2 separate regions of the Homo sapiens genome follow, and region 2 is linked to region 1. Evidence: chromatin loops called from intact Hi-C (ENCODE). Cell type or tissue: HepG2. All regions are shown on one strand. Each heading gives the region's core, and the rest is flanking DNA. Links, peaks and the distances in the headings are about the cores only. Region 1 overlaps PSAT1 (phosphoserine aminotransferase 1). Region 2 overlaps CEP78 (centrosomal protein 78).

Evidence for each region. A loop is a pair of places that touch in the nucleus more often than their neighbours do. Peaks named below come from ENCODE experiments on the same cell type or tissue, not always from the same donor. Only the 100,000 strongest peaks of a DNase experiment are listed, where the experiment ranks them.
Region 2: it touches region 1 in a loop (10-fold over the local background); 3 of 110 quality-filtered maps call a loop at or near these places.

The regions. Positions count from the first base shown.
Region 1 is chr9:78,320,954-78,333,723 of GRCh38, reverse strand. PSAT1 (phosphoserine aminotransferase 1) reads right to left here. Exons shown (of 9, transcript NM_058179.4): 8 at 5,536-5,673; 9 at 3,631-4,743. The coding sequence ends at 4,638. Among named protein-coding and RNA genes, the nearest start is that of PSAT1, 30 kb to the right of the region's middle. In HepG2, for the core only: no CTCF peak of the experiment used is centred there; no DNase peak of the experiment used is centred there.
Region 2 is chr9:78,273,397-78,286,166 of GRCh38, reverse strand. CEP78 (centrosomal protein 78) reads right to left here. Exons shown (of 17, transcript NM_001330691.3): 17 at 6,477-12,770. Among named protein-coding and RNA genes, the nearest start is that of PSAT1, 17 kb to the left of the region's middle. In HepG2, for the core only: no CTCF peak of the experiment used is centred there; DNase peaks (open chromatin) are centred at 4,736 and 7,556; H3K4me3 peaks cover 792 bases.

The DNA of each region.
Region 1 (12,770 bases), core at 2,975-10,974:
AGCCCAATTACTGACAGAAACCAGGAATCTTCCTTCCAATTAAAATGATCGATTTCTTAGCAGACTCAGTAGCATTTCACTTTTTAATTATACTCATTCCCATCAAATGTGAAAAAATTCTTCCTCGTTTTATTTTCCTTCCAAAGAACGTGATACAACAAACATTAATCATGGAGGGCAAGGCCAGACCTGATAATGCCTTTGGTAGAATTGGACAACATCTAATGTTTTGTCCATTTTTATGTGTCTTCAGCTTGTAGAGCCCCTTCAGCTCTAAGAGGAGGGAGGAGGGACTACTTCTTTGTTACCTCACATAATTCACTTAAGTGCATGCCAAACCTGCCAGCTTCAGGTAAGTTATGATGAGACAGCATTAGGCATTTCAATCAATGGGCTCTAGCAGGGGATTTAGGCCTTAGGGACAGAACATGATTTTATTTCTCATGCAAAGAACAGAATTGTAGTATTGGAGACAAAGCAGGGCATAGAGGTAAACACAAGGAACACAAGAAAAAAATTTGGTTTTTCTTGGTTGTATGGCATTATAATGATTACATGTTGTAAATAATTGTATTTTATTTAATTAATTTATTTTTTTTGAGACAGAGTTTTGCTCTTGTTGCTCAGGCTAGAGTGTAATGGCACAATCTTGACTCACTGCAACCTCTGCCTCCCAAGTTCAAGTGATTCTCCTGTCTCAGCCTCCTGAGTAGCTGGGATTATAGGCATGTGCCACCACACCCAACTGATTTTGTATTTTTAGTAGAGACGGGGTTTCACCATGTTGGTCAGGCTGGTCTCGAACTCCTGACCTCAGGTGATCCGCCCACCTCAGCCTCCCAAAGTGCTGGGATTACAGGCATGGGCCACTGCACCCGGCCTTAACCAATTTTAAAAGAAAAAAAAAAGTTCCAAGTTCCATTTGGGGAAGAAGTACAATTTAGAGGCTCCAAAGGAATATGAGGCAGCCCCTCTCCCAGCCTCTGCAAGGCTGCAAAGACACCTGTCAATCTACCTTGCTTTCCATTTTAATCTTCAAGGAAAGACCAACCAGTTCTGACTCCTGCAGCTTGCTGACCCAGAAGCCTGTATCTTTATCTCCCCTTTTCACCCCTCTCTGCGTGATCAGCAGGTTGGCATCAGTTCATTCCCTCGAGACATACAAAGGTCAAGTTTTTTGCTCTGATGAATATTTTCCAGCAATATCTATTCCAGAACCTCCCTGTTTGGCCAGACACCAGTGATTACCCCTTGTCCGTATGTGGTAGTTAACCATTTTCCAAAAGCTTTCAGATTTATAAAGATGGTTCTGGGGGAACTCACAAGACACTAAATTTCCTCATTCAACCACAGAATCATATTTGACCATTTTAGTAGAAAACGAAATTGGATACTAAGCTCTTGAAAAAATATATATATTAAAAGTCCACGTATGTGGTGGTGGCTCATGCCTGTAATCACAGCACTTTGGGAGCACAAGGCAGGTGGATCACTTGAGGTCAGGAGTTCGAGACCAGCCTGGCCAACATGGTAAAACCCTGTCTCTACTAGAAATATAAAAGTTAGCCAGGCGTGGTGGCAAGTGCCTGTAATCCTAGCTACTTGGGAGGCTGAGGCAGGAGAATCACTTGAGCCTAGGAGGCAGAGGTTGCAGTGAGCCAAGATCACACCACTGTACTCTAGCCTGCACAACAGAGACAGACTCCATCAAAAAAAACAAAAGGTCCATGTTATGTGACAGATCATACCTCTCTGCCTTTACTCCAAGCTCAGTTTATGGTACTCAGAAAGACCAACGTGACCTACATTAAGATTTTTCATTCAGCCAGACGCAGTGGCTCTTGCCTGCAATCCCAGCACTTTGGGAGGCCAAGACAAAAGGATCACTTGCAGCCAGGAATTCAAGACTAGTCTGGGCAACATAGCGAGACCCTGTCTCTACAAAAAAATTTAAAAAGTTAGCCAGGCACAGTAACATACACCTGTAGTCCTAGCTACTGGGGAGGCTGAGGCAGGAGGATAACTTCAGCCTAGGAGGTCGAAGCTGCAGTGAGCTAGTATCACGCCACTGTACTCCAGTCTGGGTGACAAAGCGAGACCCTGTGTCTAAAAAGAACAGACTTCACTGGGCACCTCGAAGGGCAAGGCAGGACACTAGGTGCTTGAGGTAGAGAACCATCGTTCTTTCCATGCTGCTGTATGGGGAAGGCACATATGCAGCCACCTTGGCATAGTAAAGAACAAAACAGAGATGGTATAATGGGAGAAAAGGATCCCCCTGGTGAAAACAAAGGAAAAGAACATTGTCCCAATGGAAAGGACACAAATGAGTTTAGGAAGAGGTTGGCGGGTGTCATCTGGTCTTCCTGAGTGGGCACAGAAACTCCAGGCTTATGTCATAGTGTGGGCAAATGCATGCCACTTTCCAAGAATCACAAATGCAGGAGAGGTGCAAGAGGCCATGTCCCATGCTACAAAGTCCTGACTGCCAGGCTGGGAGTACTGGACTTTGTATGCATCAACAAAGAGCACAAGGGGAAGTCATAGTTCAACTGGCTGTGGTGGGAGGGGAATATGGGGGCAGAGAAGAGACTGCTGAATAATCCACTGAGGGCTGACATAGCAGAGCTGACATGGCAATGGAATGAAAATTAGCAGATATTTGAGAAGCACAGGTCTGATACAGATGACAGGGATGTGCAACCACATATGAAAGGGTGAGGAAGGAGGGGAGGCTGACTCTGAGCATGACTTTTATGTGTGAACACTTAGTTGGAATCCATGGACTGCCTGGCTTTTGCTACTTAAAACTTCATTGTGGTTATTATTCACATCCTGCATCGAGCCCTTGTTTTAAACTTTTAAACATCCTTAAGGTAAGTGGTGGGGGAGTTATTTCAACCCTCCTGTTACAGATGACAGAACCAAGCCTTGGAGCCTGTGACCTGAACAGGGGAGCCAACTAACCAGTGCAGAGATGGGACAAGACACTGGTGGAGTCCTCATTATGCAATCAAATAAACCAGGAAGATAGCTCAAAACAGTCCTAGTGGCATGTTTCTGGGGCAAATGGGACAAAGCTCATAGAACTTTACACCTTCAGAGCTGGGCACGGTGGCTCACGCCTGTAATCCCAGCACTTTGGGAGGCTGAGGTGGGCGGATCACCTAAGGTCGGGAGTTCGAGACCAGCCTGACCAACATGGTGAAACCCCGTCTCTACTAAAAATACAAAAATTAGCCATGCATGGTGGCTGGCACCTGTAGTCCCAGCTACACGGGAGGCTGAGGCAGGAGAATTGCTTGAACCTGGGAGGGGAGGTTTCAGTGAGTCGAGATTGCGCCACCACACTCTCCAGCCTGGGCGACAAAGCGAGCCTCCATCTAAAAAAAAAGAACTTTACACCTTCAGCTGCAATGGAAGGTGGTTTGCTGATAATGCCCATTCCAAAAGCAAATGGAAAGCTCCCACACCGTGTTGAATTTTTTTAAATGGATGCACAAGAATTAAGTCTTAGATCTTTGGTTGAACTAAATTACCCTTAGCAGGTGCTATTTTTAGACCTCAAGCTTTCCCATCATAAAGAACAATTTGTCTAAAAAGCAGGTAGAGAAATTCATTGACAAGGGCTTAGATGTTTTAGGACTTTAATGTTCTTTACATATTCAACATAAAATACTGACAATAGATAAACAATAGGGGAAAGACTTTTCAGCAAAGTATCACTCTCGTAGTCATACATTACAAAGAAAACAGTAGAGAACAAAGGATAGGGTAATTTAACAGAAATGTTTAGTTTAATGGCATAATTGAAAAACAACCAACCAATCAACTTTCTCTTCTACCTATGGAAAGAATGGTAAAAATGAATCAAGAACTTCTAGGTCTTTTTCATAAAACAGCTTAAAAAGAGGAAGGCGAAGACTGGGGAGGGGGTACAACTCTTGCTAATGGAATGCTATAATGCACAAGGTCAAGGATTTAATAAATTCTAAAAGTGTCTACATATATCAGTGATAACTGTATTATTAGAAATATAAATGTATAGAAATATAAAGTATATGGTATTAAAAACAGACCTTGCTAATATAAACATATATAAAGTATGTCACTTCTCCTGTAATAACAGCATAAAGATCGATCTACAGTTTGCCCTTCGCCTGGCACTCTTAAACCACTCCTCCAATGGTCAATGTTGACCTTGAATCAACAGCCGCTGAACCCAGGAGACCCCACAGATGTGTAGATTCAGCACCTAGAGGGCCCCCCTACCCTCTGTGCTGTGTGTTCCCATGACTCCAGAAATAATTAATCGCAACTTGCATTATTAAGTCCACAGGCAAGTTTGAAATCTAACTAGAAAAAGTAGCAGCAAAGGCAAAATACGCGGGAATTTGTTAGAAAAGCAACAAGATTTCTTAAAATGCTTCCAGTTCAAGTCAGAATTAAGGTGACATTAGGTCCCACCAGCTTTACAGAGTTGTGGATGTTTTGCTGTTGTTCTTTCAAAAAAGAAGAATCTGCAATAAACATGTTCATTTGAGAAAAATACTGTGTTAACTTTTTGTAGCCATCCCCAAGTTACTTTAAACTTTGTATGTTGTTCAAGAACAGAGTATATCCTGGTTAGGATGTGTTCATAGCTGATGCATCTCCAAAAATTTTTTCATGAAGGCGGCCAGCTTCTGAACGTCTTCAATTGTGACAGCATTATACAGAGAGGCCCGGATGCCTCCCACAGACCTAGAATGACCAAAGATCCAGGCATTGAGAACAAAAACGTCTAATTTCGCATCAAAACACCTTTTTCTAGCCACTGGCTCCTGAGAGTTGCAGCACCTGAGACCATCATTTCCGGTCTCCTACCTAAAAACTCCCGACACCTGGCACAGAGCTTCACACGTCTCAGTCATCAGAAAATTCTCCCTTAAGCTGTGAAGGTTCACCATGCTCACATTTAGAGTCATTCGAACTATTCACTCTTGGCAAAGAAAGCAAGCAAGATGTGGGGAAGAAAAGGTAAGTTGGAAGAAGATAGCGATTCTGTTCAACATTCATGAGCCTGTCGTGACAGTGCCAGCAAGATCGGGGCTGGGCTATTCTCATGTGAGGACATTCCCTGCTGCTATTCTCATGTGAGGACATTTATTTTTCATAGAGCATGCAAGACTAGCTACTAATTTGATGTTCAGTTGGAATAATAATGATTCTCTACCTCCAGAACAGAGTGGTGCTGGCCTCATCAGAGATGGAATGGCAACCTCTGTGCTATACGAGCAGTGTAAGAGATTTTCAAAGGTAATTTTGCCAAAACCCTCATGGAAGATGGAGCTCCATTATACTCTCAGCTGGGGAATTATGCAAAGGGTTCCATAAACAACAGGAAGAAGGCACATCCTTATAACAGCTGGGTTGGCCCAACAAATTACATAACTGCTACTCCAAGCTAAGCAGGCTCCTATAGATTTGTTTTATTCTGCATTTGAAAAACTAAGCTAATTCTTTGCCAAGCTCGTGCATTGCAGATGTACTCACCTATGCCCTTTCAAGGACAACATATTGAGTTCAAGAGCTTTATCAAGAAATCTTTTTTCTAAAGCATCATCTCCTTTGGCATTGCCAATGCGGAATGGAATATTCATCTTGCTTCTATTTTGGGGCTCCACTGGACAACTGAAAAACATGTTTATTATTCCAGCTACTTTTCTGAAATGTATGGGTTGTCATAAACAAATCAACAGATTTTTTTTTCTTAACACTTCCTAGATGCAAGCAGAAGATTTTTTAAAAAACAAAAAACAAAAAATCTGCCCCAGCACATTTATTGTTTACTTAGGGAAAACAAACTCTTGCATATGGAACAGTGGGTTATCATCCCCTTGTATGACTTGTACTTAATTTCCATCAGCCTCAGTTTCCTCACCTGAATACTGGGAATAATAATATCTCCATTTCAGACTAGTTGTGACGGTTTAGTGGTACTACATATATGAAGCTTCCAACACATGGCAGCTGCACGGCAAATGTGAGTGACCTCTTTCTCTGCAAGGCTGCAGAGAAATAATAAGTTGGTCCTATAGTGGCTGTAAGGCAAAAATAATGAGCAGCAACTTCCAAAGGACTTACCATGGTGTATTGCCCCAAGCTGTGTGACCCTGAGCAAGTTACTTAACCTCTCTGCTATGCCTCACCTTCCTCATCTGAACAGTGGGAATAATAGAGGAACCTACCTCAACCACCTCAAGTTGTTGTAAGCATTAAATAAGTCAGTCTTTATAGAGAATTTTTGTGGCCCATTTAAAAATAAGAAGAGGTGGAATCTAGTTTTCCATCTTTTGAATCTGGGCTGGCCTTTTGACTGGCTTTGGCCAAGAGTTTACAACAGACTCTTTGCACCTTCCAAGCCTAGGTCTCAAAAGACCTTACAGCCTCTCCTCCCGCTCTCTTAAAATATTGCTGTCATGGCCAAGCGCGGTGGCTCACACCTATAATCCCAGCACTTTGGGAAGCCGAGGCAGGTGGATCACGAGGTCAGGAGTTTGAGATCAGCCTGATTAACATGGTGAAACCCCATCTCGACTGAAAAAAAAAAATACAAAAATTAGCTGGGCGTGCTGGCACACACCTGTAATCCCAGCTACTCAGGAGGCTGAGGCAGGAGAATTGCTTGAACTCGGGAGGTGGAGATTGCAGTGAGCCAAGATTGTGCCACAGCACTCTAGCCTGGGCAACAGAGCAAGACTCTGTCTCAAAAAAAAAAAAAAAAAATATATATATATATATATATATTGCTGTCACTTAAGCATGTTTGAGCTAGAGTGCTGGAGATAAGTGTCCCAGCCAACAGCCAGCACCAACTGCCAGATATGTGAAACCACTGTAGACCATCTGGCTCCAAATGAATAACCAGATGACGACTTCAGTAGAATGAGGCATCCCAAGACCAGCAGAAGAACCCCCTAGCTGAGCTCAGCCCAACCTGCTGACCCAAAAAACTACGAGCAAGTGAATGGTGGTTGTTTTCAGTCACTTAAGTTTTAAGGTGTTCTATGATGCAGAAACAAATAACTGACACAATTTAAAACTATGTCTGCAACATATTAAATGCTATATAAGTACCTGTTAATACATCTATCTTTTTAAAAATTTTTATTTTAAATTTTTCTGGGTACATAGTAGGTGTACATATTTATGGGAATAAATTCATCTTTTTATTCCCAGCACTTTGCATAAGGTACATATCGACTCTCAAAAATGATTATGAGTGAATTTTTGTCTAGGAAAGGTTCGTGTTTGACTTCAGTTTCTGCTTTGGAAAATAAGCAGCCAAAATTATTTTTCACTGGCAACCAAAGGAGACAAATGGAAGAATAGCTGACATTACTCTGCAATTTTTTTAAAAAAAGGTACAATGTGTAATAACCCTCTCTTTCCCTTTGCTCAAGTATATCCTCTTTTATTCTTACACTTCTACGGGTGGAATTCATTAAAATTACAGCAAATAAAGGCAGTGTGAGAGGCCCCCTGAGGGCACATCTGTAATTCTTGTTAAAGTTAATGAGAGTCTAGTACACAGCTTCAAGCAAAAGAGAGGCCAAAGGGGGAAACAAATATGGGGAAAAGACTTTGAGCCTGAATTCCAGGCCCCACTATTCGAAGTGGTAGGTTTCACGGCTGACATTGAAAATAAACATTCAACGGCTACCCTCTTTTGATATTCCACTGCCTCAGGCTCCCAATGTGAGGCTCCAATCAGAGAGGTGGAGCAACAAAAAGCACATTTAACTTAACAGAAAAAAATTGAAAGCAGGAAGAATTAAGCATCCGTATTTACAGTTCCTCTCCCTGCAATTTACCCATCCTATCATGAAAGTAGAAGATATCACAAAGCAATAATGTCATAAAAGTGAGAAATTAAAGACTAAATTGTCATGCAACAAATATTTATGCACTACCCATGGGAGAGTGTCTCTAGTATGGGGCTGGGGGGAGAAAAAAAGATTAAGGGAAATTAACTGCTTCCAATCTACAGAGAGATGGCTCCGGAGGGAATCACAATTATACGTAGGAAGTGCTGTAACAGCCAAGGGCTGCAAAGGCAGAGAAGCCAGATAAGGAATTCAGCAGCGGCAAGGTTGACAGGTTTCAGGGGAGGGGACAAGGCATGGTTCCAACAGATGAGAAGAAAGGGCATCTGGCAGACAGCTGCATCTGCAAAGGCACAAAGGCTTCCGGCAAGTCTGCTGACTTAACTGGAGCACTGGCTTCCTGGCTGGGGTGGCTGGAAGACCTACAGGGCCGGGGCTGTGGAGTGCCCTGCTGGGAACTGGACTGGATCCTTGAGCAATGAGGAGTAATCCACAACAAAATGCGGTCTGTGTTTTAGAAAAATAATTACAGCACACAGAGGAGAGACTGGGGGGTGAAGAAACTGGGAACGCACAGACCTGCTGGAAAGCTCTTATGAAGAACTTTCTACGGTTCCAGTATCTAATATGGCCACAGTAGTCTTGATGACCAAAATCATTTTTTTCCATCTTTAGGAAGCTACATGGGAACAACCAGATCACACAGCCCTGAAGCTACTGTGCATGTGAATGAACCTGTCTTCTGCTTCATTCCTGAAAGCTGCACCTCTGTTTTGGATTCTATATTGTGTTTGTGTATTTACATTTTGATTCATAGTAATGTCTCATGCTATGGGTTTGCACTGAACGCAAACTGTAAATTAAAAAAAGGAAATGGCTGGAAACAAACAAAAAAAAAGCTTTCTAGGTCAAAAGAACTAGGGCCTGTACCAAGGTGCCGGCACCGAGGAGCTTCAAGCATGGGCGGCAAACTCTAAGCCAGCATGTCCCCGCACCACTCACATAAATGAGTAGGACGGGCCGGTGTGGAAGGTGCAAACAAGCTCTCTCACATTTTAAACGTGGAGGACTAGTCTGAAAAAGAGGCTCTCCCTTTTTTTTTTCCTGAAACATATGGCTATCCCTGTCAAAGTTTCTTTTTCCCATTTTCACAGGCACATGGATTATGGAATAAGAAACCAGATCTCTAAGTATCTTCCAAGAGCCCAATATTGGCTCAAGTTGTGTTTTTAAACATGGGTGACCCCGTCAAGCACCACTGTGGGCTGGATCTAGCCCCTGCTCCCCAGTGAGCAATCAATCCCTGGAGTTAACACCAAATTTCAGAGGTGACCAGGTCTGTTGTTTGAATGGGTTGAGGGCCGAGGTAGGAGAAGGGGCCAAGGCAGACTGAGAGGCTATGTGGGCTATGGATGGGCATGGAACCAGCTGGAAATCCCAGGGCTGCAAAGATTTAAGGAGAAAGTCCAAGTGGGAACCAGGGAAAGAGCCGCACTTCCCAACATCTTGGTGGAGCACGAAGATGTCAACAGGCATTCTGGGAAAGTGGTTCCATGGCCAGAGAAACTTAGGAAAGCTGCATTCACAGAGCTAGGCAGACCTCCTCACTCCTGACTTCCTGAAGCCTCTCAACAGCTCACCGACCACGTAAATGAGGAACCCCAGGAGGTCAGACAGGAACGCAGTGTTCCCCCATGACTGAAAAACCCTTCCTATTGTGGGGATGAGAGTTCCAGACAGTCCCCTCGGAGACACGCTGCTCAGGGACACACCGGGACTTTCCAAGGTACTGGAGGAGGGGAACATGGCAGAGGTACACCTTCAGCCAGGGACACCCATCCCACGAAGGTGGTAAGGCTCAGAAGGGAACGCAAGAAAGTCACAGGAGATGAGCAGGCAGTGAAGAAACATCACTCCACAGTCAGGCCCCTCTGAAAGGATGTGTCAGATACACAGGGAATGAGAAAGAAGAGTATGTGAAGAGAAGCCTACCAAATGCAACCCTATGTAGGCCTCTCCTTACTGCCTGGTTTTGTCAACAAAAAATTAATTTTAAATTTGTACATGATTATGAAAATCTAGAATAAAAATATGAAGATCTGCCACCCCTCTTCCCACAAGAGGTGGCTACCCTAATGGTCTGCTGTGCATTCCTGAAGATCATTTTAGATATACACATGTACGTCTGTGTGCATATGCATGTATACATGTATGTGTGTCTATGTGTAAATATGTATGTATATATAACTCTTGTAGTTTTGTTTTTGTTTTTGTTTGAGACAGGGTCTCACTCTGTCACCCAGGCTGGAGTGCAGTGGTCCAATCTCAGCTTACTGCAGCCTTGACCTCCTGGGATCAAGCGATCCTCCCGCCTCAGCTTCCCAAGCAGCTGGCACTACAGGCATGTACCACCACACCCGGCTAATTTTTTATTATTATTATTATTTGTAGAGACGAGGTCTCACTATGTTGCCCAGGCTGGTCTCAAACTCCTTGGGGTCAAACAATTCTCCCACCTTGGCCTCCCAAAGTGCTAGGATTACAAGCATCAGCCACTGTCCCTGGCCTTGTTGTAGTTTTTAAAGACTAATAGATTTGTCTTTTCCTACACTTGCTCTTGCTCCTTTTGGTCTGATGACATAACACAGTCATCTTCCCATGTCTGCTAAGAGACCCGCTTCATCCTTCTCAATGCAGTCATTCCATATTACCCACAGATCCTCATTGTTTTCATCAGACCCCTACTGATGGGCACAACTGCATATTTCCACCATTACATCTTACATTGGACTTGCTGGTCCCTAATTTTGTGCACACCACTGTACCCAGGCAGAGTGCTGGGGAAGGGTAAATCTGTAGACATCAAAATCCTTGGTCAAAGCCCATGTAAGTTTTGAATTATAATGAGCGCTGCAATCTTTGCTCCAAATTTGTCCAGATTTATACTCTCACCAAAAGTGCATGCCCTTGCTGGCACCAGATGTTATCAATCCTTTTAATGTATGCAGATGAAAGGCAAAACATATCTCATGGGTTTAATCTGCATTTCCTAAGGAACTAATGAAGGTGGCATCTTTCCATTTGTCTATGAGGCAGCTTGCATTTCTTCTGAGTTGTTTCCTCATACTGTTAGCAACCACCACACCCCCACTTTTATTTCCTTATCCTTTTTCATTCATCTGTGGGTTCTTGCCTAAATTAAGGATAGTAACCTTTATGTTTAATATACTACAAAATCTTTCTCATTCTGTCATTTTTGATTCTGTTTATGATGTCTTAAGCCATATAAAATTTTAAAATTTTCATGTAATTAAATACGTCATTCTTTTACTTTATAGCTTGAGTTGTATGTTTAAGGCCTTCTGCACTCCTGGACATAGACAGCAGCAGAGGTTCTGGAATGAGCCTTCCACCCCCATGTTCGTAGCCTGGCTGGTCCCACTTTCCAGCTGCATCCTTGTCCTATCTGTGCTTCTGCTGCATAGGCTCAATGTCTACTTCACAGGGTTGTGATGACAACAAAATGCATTCACATGTGTAAGGTGCCTAGGACTCTGCCTGCTTCATTTTATTTTAGGGTCTTCGCTAGACCCATCACGTGCCTCCTTCTCTTTCCTAAGGCCTGGTACCCACATAAGGTGATAAAGGTGACCTCAGATCCAGACATGGAATCTGTCACTTGGACATCCTTATATAATAAAATTAATATATATTATATACTTATATAATTAATTATATTACATAAGCTTATATAAGCACTGTGTGTCAGGAATATCATAATTGCTTTATATAACAATAACCACAAATAATGATATTAAGAGCTAACATGCAAGGAATGCTTCCTGTGTGCCAACCACTGTTTCTAGCACTTTATACAAATTAACCAGCACAAGAGTCCTCAATCCTTAATGTAAAAATGCTCTCAATCCTTATATTATATATTCTTGATTCAGAAGCATTTCCTTTTAATTCTCTTGACAATTTTAAGAAGTATGTATCATTACCTCCATTGTACAGATGAGAAAACTGTGGCTTAGAGCAGTTAGGTCATTTGCACGAGGTCACACGCACCACCGTGGCAAAATGGGGCTTCTAAGCCCAAGGTGCTAAACGGCCCACGTGGGCTCAACATGGGGTCAGTCAGCACAGTGTGGGTGACTGGGCTATGGAATCAACTTGGAGGCTTCGATGGTTGTCTTATCTAGTCCCAGAATTCCCTGCCAAGGTCACTGGCAGGGCTGGTGAAACCCCCAGCAAACAACCTGGAACTATGTTAAGGAGCTGGTTTACGAGTCAGGGGGCATGGAAGTGGGGAGGGGGTGCATCTTCTCAGAGACAAAAATGAGGAGCAAAGGTGGTGGTAAATTGCAAATTCTAATTCTAGGTATTCCTCTTTAAAAGTGGCCACCTCCCATGGGGCCATGTTGCTCAACTATTTCCATAGTTCCAAAGAAAAGAAGAATTTCCTGAAAATCTAAGTGAGTTCAGGCACAGCCTGGGAGTCTCCAGCTATAAACAGAGGAGAGACAGAGTACAGCCTCCTCTCTACTCCAGTAACAAGGTCCCACAGAACACCAAGTGCCTGGGATGACGCTTTCCAGGCAGGCAACTGAGGGGGTGGTGGGAGTTCCTAGAAAGAGGTTTATTCTTAAAAGGACTGGAAGTCCTGGGTCAAGGCAGTTCAGAAATGAGTGAAGAGCTCTGGGTGTGAAGGATGACCAGATTCCCCAGGAGATGACCTGCCCAGGAGATGACCTGCCTGCCACATTAGTTTGGCAGGCTGCCTTCTGGGAGAGGCCCAGGTTTAGTGCTTGGAGTTAAAGGACCTAGGCGTGGCGGGGGGGGATTCAGGAGAGTCCCAGAATTCCTTCTATGCTTTCTTATTTTGTTCCTGATGCCCTT
Region 2 (12,770 bases), core at 3,240-11,239, 48 kb after region 1:
CCATACCTCATTGAGAAATATTTACCATGCAAGAATTCTTTATCTATCCCAGAGCTTTAGCAAAAAGCCCATCTTTCCTGCACTCCCTGTCCTGTCATCTCAGATTGTACTACTGAGATTTATTAGTTTTATATCTCTGACTAGGACAACTCAAAAATAATAAATATTTCACCTCTTTCTTTTGTTAGAAAACTACAGAATTGTTACTTCTGCAGAAATCTCAATGAATCTTCACTTCCATTTATGAATTGCATTGTTACAGATATTTTTCAGCCTCAGGATTCGAGCTTCCCCACATCTCACTAGTTTCAAATTATATGAAGGTCAGCAGTAGTGAACATTCAATGCTCTTCCCTCCACATGAATGCGGGCTCCTGTGTTCTGAGCTCACTGCCTGTTGGCCACGATTGGTTGCTTCAGGATGGATCTCCTGATCCAGGGGGTGTTCATCAAAAATCTTTCCCAAGATTTTTGTTTTAATTGTGGTAATAAACACCTAACATTAAATTTACAACTTTAAACATTTTTCAAGTGTATAGATCCGTTGTGTTAAGAACATTCACATTGTTGTTCAATCAATCTCTAGAACTTGTTCATCTTGCAAAGCTGAAACTCATTAAACATTAAAGCTGAAACCCATTAAACACCTCTCCATTCTCCTTTCTCCAGCCCCTGGCAACCACCATTCTACTTTCTGTCTCTATGAATTTGACTACTCCAGGTACCTCCCATAAGTGGTATCATATAGTATGTGTCTTTTTGTGACTGGCTTCTTTCACTTAGCATAAGGTCCTCAAGGTTCATCCATGTTGTAGCATGTGTCAGAACATCCTTCCTATTAAAGGCTGAAAAATATTTCATTGTATGTATTGTATATACCACATTTTAAAAATCCATTCATCCATCAGTGGACACCTTTGGGCTCTTGTGAATAATGCTGCTATCGACATGGGTGTACAAATATCTCTTCGAGCCCCTGCTTTCAATTCTTTTGGATATATACCTAAAAGTGGTATTACTGAATCATATGGTAGCTCTATTTTGATTTTTTGTTTGTTTTTGCATTTAAAGAAGTTTAAATAGACATAAGGTCTCACTTTGTTACTCAGGCTGGTCTCAAACTCCTGGCCTCAAGTAATCCTCTCAAAGTGCTACAATTATAGGAATGAGCCACCGTACCCTGTTCTATTTTATTTTAGTTTTTTAGGAAGCTTCATACTTTTTCCCATAGTGGCTACCTCATTTTACACTCTCATCAACAGTGCACAAGGATTCTAATTTCTTCATACCGTTGCTAACATTTATTGTCTGTTTTGTTTTGTTAATAGTAGCTATCCAAATAGATGTAAGACACTTTCCCAGGATTTTAAACTGGAACTGAGAAAATCAGTCTTTCCTATGACAGAAGGTATGCTGTGGAGGTGGAACTCTACAGTTAATTGTTATGTTTCTTTTTCTTTTTCTTTTTTTTTCTTTTTTTGAGTCAGCATCTCACTCTGTCGCCAAGGTGGTGCGATCACACACAGCTCACTGCAGCCTTGACCTCCCCAGGCTCAGGTGATCCTCCCACCTCAACCTCCCAAGTAGCTGGTGAGAGGTGAAGCTGGCTAGGCTTCTGGGTCGGGTGGGGACTTGGAGAACTTTTCTGTCTAGCTAAAGGATTGTAAACACACCAATCAGCGCTCTGTGTCTAGCTAAAGGTTTGCAAACACACCAATCAGCACTCTGTAAAAACACACCAATCAGCACTGTGTGTCTAGCTAAAGGTTTGTAAATGCACCAATCAGCACTCTGTAAAAACGCACCAATCAGCACTCTGTGTCTAGCTAAAGGTTTGTAAATGCACCAATTAGCACTCTGTAAAATGGACCAATCAGCACTCTGTAAAATGGACCAATCAGCAGGACGTTGGCAGGGCCAAATAAGAGAATAAAAGCTGGCCACTGGAGCCAGCAGCAGCAACCCCACCTGGGTCCCCTTCCACACTGTGGAAGTTTTGTTCTTTCGCTCTTCATAATAAATCTTGCTGCTGCTCATTCTTTGGGTCCGCACTACCTTTATGAGCTGTAACACTCACCGCGAGGGTCTGCGGTTTCATTCCTGAAGTCAGTGAGACCACAAACCCACCGGGAGGAACAAACAACTCTGGACGAGCCACCTTTAAGAGTTGTAACACTCACTGCAAAGCTCTGCGGCTTCACTCCTGAAGTCAGCGAGACTCCTGAAGTCAGCGAGACCATGAACCCACTGGAAGGAAGAAACTCCAGACACATCTGAACAGCTGAAGGAACAAACTCCGGACACACCATCTTTAAGAGCTGTAACACTCACTGCGAGGGTCTGCGGCTTCATTCCTGAAGTCAGCGAGACCATGAACCTACCGGGAGGAACAAACAACTCTGGGTGAGCCACCTTTAAGAGTTGTAACACTCACTGCGAAGCTTTGTGGTTTCACTCCTGAAGTCAGTGAGACTCCTGAAGTCAGCTAGACCATGAACCCACGGGAAGGAAGAAACTCCAGACACATCTGAACAGCTGAAGGAAAAAACTCTGGACACACCATCTTTAAGAACTGTAACACTCACTGCAAGGGTCTGCAGCTTCATTCCTGAAGTCAGCAAGACCACGAACCCACTGGAAGGAAGAAACTCCAGACACATCTGAACAGCTGAAGGGACAAACTCCGGACACATCATCTTTTAGAACTGTAACACTCACCGCAAGGGTCCGCGGCTTCATTCTTGAAGTCAGCGAGGCCAAGAACCCACCAGAAGGAACCAATTCCGGACACACTGGGACTATAGGTGTGTGCCACCAGACCTTCCTAATTTTTGTGTTTTTTGTAGAGACGGGGTTTTGCCATGTTGCTCAGGCTGGTCTCAAACTCCTGGGCTCAAGTGATCCACCTGCCTCTGCTTCCCAAAGTGCTGGGATTACAGGAGTGAGCCACCATGCCCAGTCACTGTCATATTTCTTGACATGTGAAGGAAGATGATCCATGTTGAGTGTTTAGGGTACTAATTAATACTAATTTAGAGGGGACTTTAAGGTCCCCTCTAAAGTTCTGAATTCAACTGAAACCTGTTCACAGCAGCACAATAGACTCAAATAAAGATGGTAATAGCAGCTTCAGTCCTTTTTAAGGTGGATTGGAGACTGTGACTGGAAGCCAAATCCAGGTTGGTCTTCCCATTCCTCTTCCCCCAGCAAATGGAATTTACTTACAAGGCAGTGACAAGCCTGCTATGTCCTGCCTTGCAACAGAGGCAGAGAAGGCCCCCATGAATCAACTACAGAAAATGAACAAGACCAAAGGGAAGACTGCATGCTACTTGGGGACAGGCAAGATCCAAAAGAGAACCAGAGGAAGGAGGCCAGTCTGCATATTGAGACTTTAGCAATCTCAGCAGCCTGAATGAGTCACTCCTTCATCCTGCGAGGATACAGGGAGTCTGAAAAGAAGAAGGCTTAGTCCCCAAAACATCTGAGGAAGGCAACACTCATCTTTATGGACTTAGGCTGACATCTGAAGAGAGAGGGAAATGTCCCTCTCCCTTGCCTCCCCAGTGTTTGGCTTATGTTTGGCTTTCTTAGTTTTTGTTTTTGTTTTTGTTTTGGAGATATGGTCTCGGTCTGTTGCCCAGGCTGGAATGCAATGGTACTATCACCATTCACTGCAACCTCCACCTCCCGGGCTCAAGTGATCCTCCTACCTCAGCCTCCCAAGTAGCTAGGATTACAGGCGTGGACCACCAGGCCTGGCTAATTTTTATTATTATTTTTAAAATTTGTATTTACTTTAAGTTCGGGGACACGTGCAGAATGTGCAGGTTTGTTACACAGGTACACGTGTACATTTTTAAACTTTTTGTAGAGACAGGGTCTTGCCATGTTGCCTAGGCTGGTCTCAAACTCCTAGATACAAGCAATCTACATGCCTAAACCTCCCAAAGTGCTGAGATTCCAAGTGTGAGCCATGGAGGGTTGGTGTGCTGGCTTCGTTTGGCTTTCTTAACCCCTAGGGCGCAGCACAGCCAGATGCAGCTGTTCCCCCTGGGTAAGGGTGCTGAGTGTCCCTGAGCCTTCCCCCTCACCTGGAAGCCTGCTCCGGGCCATCATCACGACTCCTTCAGGAGTCCTCCTGAGGTCAGTGATTGGACCCTGAAGGTTCTGAAATGGGTAAGAACAGAACATTGGCTGCATTTACTGAAGGTCATAAATGCCATAGGTTGGAAATTCACTCCGTAGTCTGTTCTTCATTTTACATTTCCTCAGGTAGGACATTCAATAGAGCTCACTGGAGATTATGCAGTGAACGCAAATGAAGGCATAAAACTTCTCCAAATAATAAATGCCAGCAATATTAAAATGCCCTGATTTGAACTATATGAAATACTTCACATTATTAAATTCTCAGGGAGGTATTAAGGTCTAAAAAAAAAAGGCATTTTTCTTGAAAACTGTGGTCTAAAGAAATTAAAAGTCCCAAACTTATTCTGTCCAATTTTTTTTTTTTTTGGTTTGGGGTCAGCCAGAGGGCTCATTTAGCAATGGTGGTAGACTCTGACTCCTTCTGCACAGCTGCAGTCCCCTGCAGAAGAACCTTGGCTTCAGGCTCTCCAAAATGCCACTCAAGATCTTGGGCAGCTGTCCTGAGTCCATGACTTATGAACTTAACTGGGAGAAATCCAGTCTTGTGAAGTCAGTCCTGCTGCTGTGGGGCCCTCCCCAACCCTGGCAGAAGTCCAGGGCTGGCTGAGGCCTGTGTTCCTGCTGGGGTAGCTCTCCTCTGAAGCTGCTGCTTCTCAAAACCATTAAAAGTAAACCCAAGAGGCTTCTCTGCCTCTTTTGAGGTAAGACTTCCCCAGCCCTAGCAAGCACCTGCCTCGTCCACGTGGGACCGTGAAGTCCTTGGAGAAATGAAGTTATTTCTCATTTCCCTGGGAGTTTCTCTTGATAGGAGGCTCACTAGTGCTTCAGCCTGCAGAGCTATGACAGATATAGGAGGCCAAGGACCAGCAAGGCCAATGCTTTCCAACTAAGGCCAAAGGCATGAGGCTTTTCCTTCTAGAGAGAACAGGTGAGATAGAATAGCCAGATGGGGAAGAACCCTGTTATGGTAGAGAAAAATCACAGTTTCCTGATGACAAACATGGAGAAATCCTAAATGATTATAACCTTTGTAAACTGTGAAGATGATTTAACTCAGATTTGTGGAAAGTTTCATCATGGTCCTCTTTAAGAAAGCAATCACTTGAAAAGCATGGCAAAATCACAGGCAATTGATGGTGGTGCCCGCCACCACGGCTGGCTAATTTTTTCTATTTTTAGTAGAGACGGGGTTTCACCATGTTAGCCAGGATGGTCTCAATGTCCTGACCTCATGATCTGTCCCCCTCGGCCTCCCAAAGTGCTGGGATTACAGGCTTGAGCCACCGCGCCCGGCCCAAATCTACTCTTATTAGTGAGAGAAAACACCGCACTGTAGCTTGTCTATTATATTCAACCACTAGGCCTTAAATACTATGGACTTCACATATAAGACAACTGATTTCCGGCTGGGCACAGTGGCTCATGCCTGTAATCCCAGCACTCTGGGAGTCTGAGGCAGGCAGATCACAAGGTCAAGAGATTGAGACCAGTCTGGCCAACATGGTGAAACCCCATCTCTACTAAAAATACAAAAATTAGCTGGGTGTGGTGATGTGCACCTGTAGTCCCAGCTACTCAGGAGGCTGAGGCAGGAGAATCGCTTGAATCCAGGAGGTGGAGGCTGCAGTGAGCCAGGATCGTGCCACTGCACTCCAGCCTGGCCACAGAGCAAGACTGTCTCAAAAAAAAAAAAAAAAAAGACTGATTTCAGCGAAAAGTTATTTAATATTTTTAAATATTTAATTTTTCAAAAACAAAAATGAATGGAATGGAAAGCCATAACAAAACATTTTGAGGCATTAGCCAATTTAAACTTGTAATTGTTATACCAACTAAATTGGAATTGGAAAAGAGAGCAACTGTAGAAAGTGATATAAGCCTAGGTGTCCCTAAAGAAGAGAAAATGAATACCATTTTTTTTTTTTTTTTGAGACAGAGTCTCGCTGTCACCCAGGCTGGAGTGCAGTGGCATGATCTCGGCTCACTGCAAGCTCTGCCTCCCGGGTTCACGCCATTCTCCTGCCTCAGCCTCCCGAGTAGCTGGGATTACAGGCGCCCGCCACCACGCCCGGCTAATTTTTTTGTATTTTTAGCAGAGACGGGTTTTCGCCGTGTTAGCCAGGATGGTCTCAATCTCCGGACCTCGTGATCTGCCCGCCTCGGCCTCCCAAAGTGCTGGGATTACAGGCGTGAGCCACCGCGCCCAGCCAATGAATACCATGCCTCACTTGCCGTTCCAGCCAGGCATCACAAAAACGGCCTGCAGTTTACTTGACTGTGAGCAGCAGTGTGGACCTGGGTAGAACTCACTCCTGCAGCCTCTCTGATACATAGTTCTGTTCTTTTATTATAGTTGGTGACAATAAATATTTGTGGAATAATATTTGTGTGGGAAAGATGCAAAGGCCACATGGTGAAGGAAGAAAACAGGTTTGGAAGTCAACAAATCCTGCTTTTGCCTTGTGCTACTTGAAGCCCTCAACCAAGTGAATCAATACCTCTCAGGCCTCATTCCTTCTTCTTTAAAATAATAACACCTTTTACTCCTTGTAGGTTTGCAATATTTGGAATAATATACAAAAGTGTCTCCTATCTGGTTACAATAAGGAACTCAATTCTTAGGTAAGATTTAGGTGAAGTTTGGCTTTGGTATAAAGAAATTAGAGCTGGTTATTTGGCAAACTGATTTTAGTGTTTTCAAACTCTACTCAAATTTTATCATTTAAGCTAGGATTATCTAGCTTTCAAGATTTTGTGGAGTTTTCTTGTTTTCTTAAGGAGATAAAAGCCGCCTTCACATTTCAAGGACTTTGAGGACCATCTTTCTAACACATTAAATAAACCAACTAATCTTCACTGGTCTCTCTGGAACAAGCTAATTATTATTTAATCTATAAGTGGGTCCTTATCTATTTCTAAACTACCAAGGTTGCCTTTTTTTTTTTTTTCAGTTCACAGTGGTTTAAAATGTACAAACTGTACTAAGAGAACTCGGGCATTCTCTGAGCCCTTTCAGCCCCTATCACTCACTATGTGCCTTTGTGAGCAGCCAGCCATACCTTCTGAGCACCTCAGTCACAGGGCAAAGTCTTCTTATTTTTTAACTTTTTGACCAAATTATATGTGAAAATTCTCAGGTAGATGTATCAGTTTGAAAACTCAGGTTTTCAGTGTCACAAAAGGGTTCTGAAAAGGGAAATCTAAAGAAAATTACCAGAAGACTATAGAGAGTTAAAGAGCTCAAGGAAGGTAGGCTTTGGAAGTAATTTGCAAATGCAGAAATGACTTTTAGCCATAAAATAAAACAAATGTGGGAAAGACTTGCATTGCCCCACGAGTAGCAGTTTTGTCAGGGGTAAACAGAGCAGATGTTTGAAACACTCTAGCCAGTGTTTCCAAACAGTAGGACATTACCCATTAGTGGATTGTGAAACATACTTCGTGAGTTGCCAACATAATTTTCTTTAAAGGCAAGGAATAGAACAGAACATGAATTAGTCACTAGAAGTACAATCAGAGTTGTTTGATGCAATTTTCCATTAATTATACGTGCACACAAGGAAGGTGGGGCCAGGACTACTACTTTTAACTTTGCAGAAAGCTTCATTTTTACTGTGGGTTGTGGTTAAGTTAAAAACATTTGACTATGCCATGTAGGCGACTCCAACACTTCAGGAATACAAAGCTCTGAAAAGAGGTTATGTAGCAAAGCTCATTTTCATTCACATTGATAATAGGTCAGACACATTTTTGAAGAAAAAAATGGACAGAGCGTAAAGGATAACAGAGTACACATTTTCATTTTCTATGATGAAAAGGAATTTTAAAAATTGTCTGTTGTACATAAAAACTTTTTTTTTAAACCAAACAACCTAGAATTAAATGGAGTAAAATGTGAGAAGCCCCCCTTTTTTCCTCCTTCAGCAGACAAAACCGCTGTCAATAGCTTGATATGTGTTATCACAGACTCTTTTCTAGGGTGCACACACGCATATATGCTACGTATAGGTAAACAAGTTTTAACTATACAAATGTAAACAGGAGTGCGTGGTTACTGTGCAACTTCTTCGTCCTGTCAATGTCTTAGAAATATTTTCATGTCCACACTAGAGAGCTATTGTCTTTATCTGCTGCAGAGTGTTATATGTCAGAAATTGGTATGTACTAATTCAACAATTTCTGCATTTCTGTACATTTATGCTGTTTCTAGTTTTTTATTATCTCAAAAAACACTTCACACAGTCTTGTATCTGACTCTTTGGGCACTTGTGTGAATATTTCTTCAGGCTGGATGCCTAAAATTAGTCATTAGATCAAAGGCTGGAGACATTTCACATGTTGATACACACTGTCAAACTGTCCATCCAAAAGCTGTATCAATTTCTACAATGACTGAGAATACTCCTTTCCTCACATTATCTCCAGCACTATCACCAATCTTTAATAATCTGCCATTTCAATGTATTGAAAAATAGTATCTCATTTTAACTTTAATTTTCCTGATTGCTTACGAGGTTGAAAGTTTATGTTTATAGTCTGTATTTCTTATTTATAAAATATTTTTATAGCCTTTGTCCAATTTTTGTTGTTTGTAGGTGCTCTTTATATTATCTTAAATCTTCTGTTCTATTACATGTATTTTCCCACTCCTTTATTTATGAAATCTAATTTTATCAAAGTTTTGTAAAAAGTGAAAGGTTTTACTTTTTAAAAATGTAGTCAAATCTATCTTTTTTTTCATGGCTACTGGGTTTTGTGTCTTGGTTGGGAATGCCTTTCTTACACATTTATTACAATTTTTTTCCAGTATTTTCTTCTAGTTATTTTTAATTTCCATGTTTAATTCATCTTGATTTTTTTCATCCATGATATGAAATAAGAAAAAGTAGTAAATAACCTCAACATCATTTACTGAATAGTTCAAACCCTTCTCTACTGACTTGTGATGCCATTTTTTAAATACATATATATATACATTGCTCTGTTCCTAGGTTCTCGGTTCTATACCTGTGATTATTCCTGTGTGAACAGCACATTTACCCTAACTCCATGGATTGTTTTGAGATGTAATCAAAATTGCTTTATGCCTGATGACTTTCAGATTAATGTTATAATCAGGTTATTACATCCATTTAAAAAGCTTTACTGTGGTTATATGAAATTGCTTTGAATTTATAAATTAATTTGGTAGAACTATTTATTATGTTGGGTCTTATACATGGCATACCTCTATTTTTGTGTTTCTTTTATACCCTCTAGCATAGATTTATCCTTTTATTTATATAGGCCTTACATTTCTCTTGTTAATCTTATTTCTAGATAATATTTACTTCTCGCAGCTATTGTGGATGAGAGTCTATTTCCTCATACATTTTCTAATTGGTTATTGCTGGTGTACACACTTTTCATACCGGTGTGTTGGTGTTGTGCACAGCCTCCTTATTCAGCTTTATTAGCTGTAATAGCATGCCAGTAGATCATCACAGGGGGTTTTTTGTCCAAAAAAAAAAAGACCCCATATTTACAAATAACGAGAGCCTTGTCTCATTTCCCAAAATGTGTACTTTTTAGTACCGTTTTTATCTTAGCAAAAACTTTTCACCAAGTTTGTTTCCTGTGGATTTCTGTTAGGTATATTTAATGAAGCCAAGAAGCTAAGCTAAGGAAGTTTCCTTCTATTTCGAGATTGTTAAGAATACCAGAGGATGTTGAATTTATCACATACTCTTTCAGCTTGTGAAGATGACTATACTTCTTTAATCTGTTAATTTAGTGAGCTACAGTGAGTTACTCTTCACTCAATCTTGCATGTTTTGGTACAAATCTTCCTTGAAAATGATATATCTTTTGCTACAATGCTGAATTCAAACTGCTAGTTTTATTTTGGATTTTTTGCACCTACATTAATTGAATTTGGTTTAGTTTTCCTTGTGTTTTATTTGTGCAGTTTGCTATAAGGATTACGCTAACCGTATGGAATGAATTAGGGAGCCTTACATCTCTTTTCTATCCTCTGGAATGGTTTACAAATAAATGTGCCCCTGGAAGGTTTTTCTTTTTCTCTTCTTGAGTCGGAGTCTCACTCTTGCCCAGGCTAGAGAGCAGTGGTGGCATGATCACAGCTCACTGCAGCCTCGAATCCCGGCCTCAAGCGATCCTCCCACTTCAGCCTCCTGAGTGGCTGGGACTACATGCACGCACCACCATGCCTGGCTAAGTTTTGGGTTTTTTTGTTTTGTTTTGTTTTTTAATTTTTGTAGAGATGAGGTCTTGCCCAGGCTGGTCTCAAACTGCTGGTCTCAGCAATGTTCCCACTTTGGTGTCCCAAAGTGCTGGGATTACAGACATGAGCCACCACACCTGGCCCCTTTAAAGTTTTTCTAACTGTATTTTTTTTTTTTTTTTTTTGGAGACAGAGTTTCCCTCTTGTCTCCCAGGCTAGAGTGCAACGGTGTGACCTCAGCTCACTGCAACCTCTGCCTCCCAGGTTCAAGCGACACTCATGCCTCAGACTCCTGAGTAGTTGGGATTACAAGTGCCCGCCACCAAGCCCGGCTAATTTTTGTATTTTTAGTAGAGACGGGGTTTCACCATGTTGGCCAGGCTGGTCTTGAACTCCTCATCTCAGGTGATCCGCCCACCTCGGCCTCCCAAAGTACTGGTATTACAGGCATGGGCCACCGCACCTGGCCTCTTTTTAAAAATAAGTTCTTGTCCTATTTTTTCAATTTCTCCTAAGATGTTTCGTTTATTTACATTTTCTATTTTTTATCAATTTTTACAATCCATATTTTTAAACAGTCACATTTCATCTAGTCTTTCAAATTTATTGGTTTAACACTACACAATTATTTATAGTAAATTATAAAAGTGCTCATAATTAAAAATATCTCTTCTAGTTGTAGGTATCCTTCTAAAATTATTCCTAATGCTGGCAATTTTTGTTAATTACTTCTTGCTTTTTTTTCTTTATCATATTTTACAAAGGTTTATCTTTCATTTTTAAAAACCTGTGTTTCACTGATCAAAATTTGCTATTTTATTCATTTCTGCTTTTACCAATTCCTCACCTTTCTTTTGGTTTATCTCTTTCTTAGCTTTAAATGTTTAATTCATCTCTTTTGTCTTCTTTCTTCCTGGAAAGTAAATCAAAATCTATACAATTTCCTCTAACACCTCTTTGGTAGAATTCCTCAGCTTTAGAGAAGTTTTTATTAATTCTAAATAATTTGCAATTTATTTTGATTTCTCCTTTAAATGAGTTATTTAGAAGATCATTTAAAAATTTCCAAGTGGACAGGCCTTTTGTTACTATTATTACATTATACAGAGCACATGATCTGTATGATCTTTGAATTTTGTAAGTTTTTTACCTTCATAGGAATCATTTATATGAATGTTCTATTGGTTTTCCAGGAGAATATACTTTGTATTCATCATGGATACAAAATATTTATGTTCAATGGTATCCTTCATATCCTGATCTACTGATGGGCAAGAGGGATGAATTTTTTAAGCTCTAATATTATTATAGAGTAAAACTAATTTTTTTGAGAGTATGCAGTTCTATAAATTTTAACATATGTATAGACTCACGTTACCACCACCGCAATCAGGATACAGAACTGTTCATCACCAAAACAAACAAACAAACAAACTCCCTTGTACAGCCTCTTTGTAATCAACTCCTCCCAACCCCAACACCTGGCAATCTCCAATCTGTTCTGTCACTATAGTTTTGTCTTTTCAAGAATGCCATATAAATGGAATCATACAGAATGTAGCCTTCCGAGACTGGCTTTTTCACTCAGCATATGATGTTGAGATTCATCCGAATTGTGGCATGTTTGCCACCATATGGATACATCGCTATCCATTCACCTGTTGGAAGACATCTTGGTCACTATGAATGGAGCTGCTATAAATATCCACGCACAGGTTTTGTGTGAACTAAGTTTTCATCTCTCTAAATACCCAGGAGTGGGACTGCTTGGTCATATGGTATGTGTATGTTAGCATTTAAAGAATCTGCCAAACTGTTTTGAGTGACTGAGTCATTTTGCATTCCTACCAGCTGTGAGGAACTCCAGTTGCTCTGCATATTTATCAGCATTTCAAAATGTTAGCCATTCTAGTGTGTGTGCAGCAGTCGATCCACTGATTCTGAAAAGAGATGTCTTAAAGCTTCTTGTTATAACTGGCTGGCCATTTTTCCTTGTATTTCTAAATTCTTACCCTATAATTTTAAGATGAAGGTTTTTGTTTGTTTGAGACGGAGTCTCCTCTATGGCCCAGGCTGGAGTGCAGCGGTGCCATCTCAGCTCACTGCAAACTCCGCCTCCCAGGTTCAAGCGATTCTCCTGCCTCAGCCTCCCGAGTAGCTGGGATTACAGGCATGCGCCATGACACCCAGCTAATTTTTTTTTTTTTTTTTTGTATTTTTAGTAGAGACGGAGTTTTGCCATGTTGGCCAGGCTGGTCTTGAACTTCTGACCTCAGGTGATCCACCCACCTCGGCCTCCCAAAGTGCTAGGATTACAGGCGTGAGCCGCTGCGCCCGGCCTAACATCAAGTTTTTAAATTGCAGATATATTTTTTTAAAAAATCTTCTGCAACAC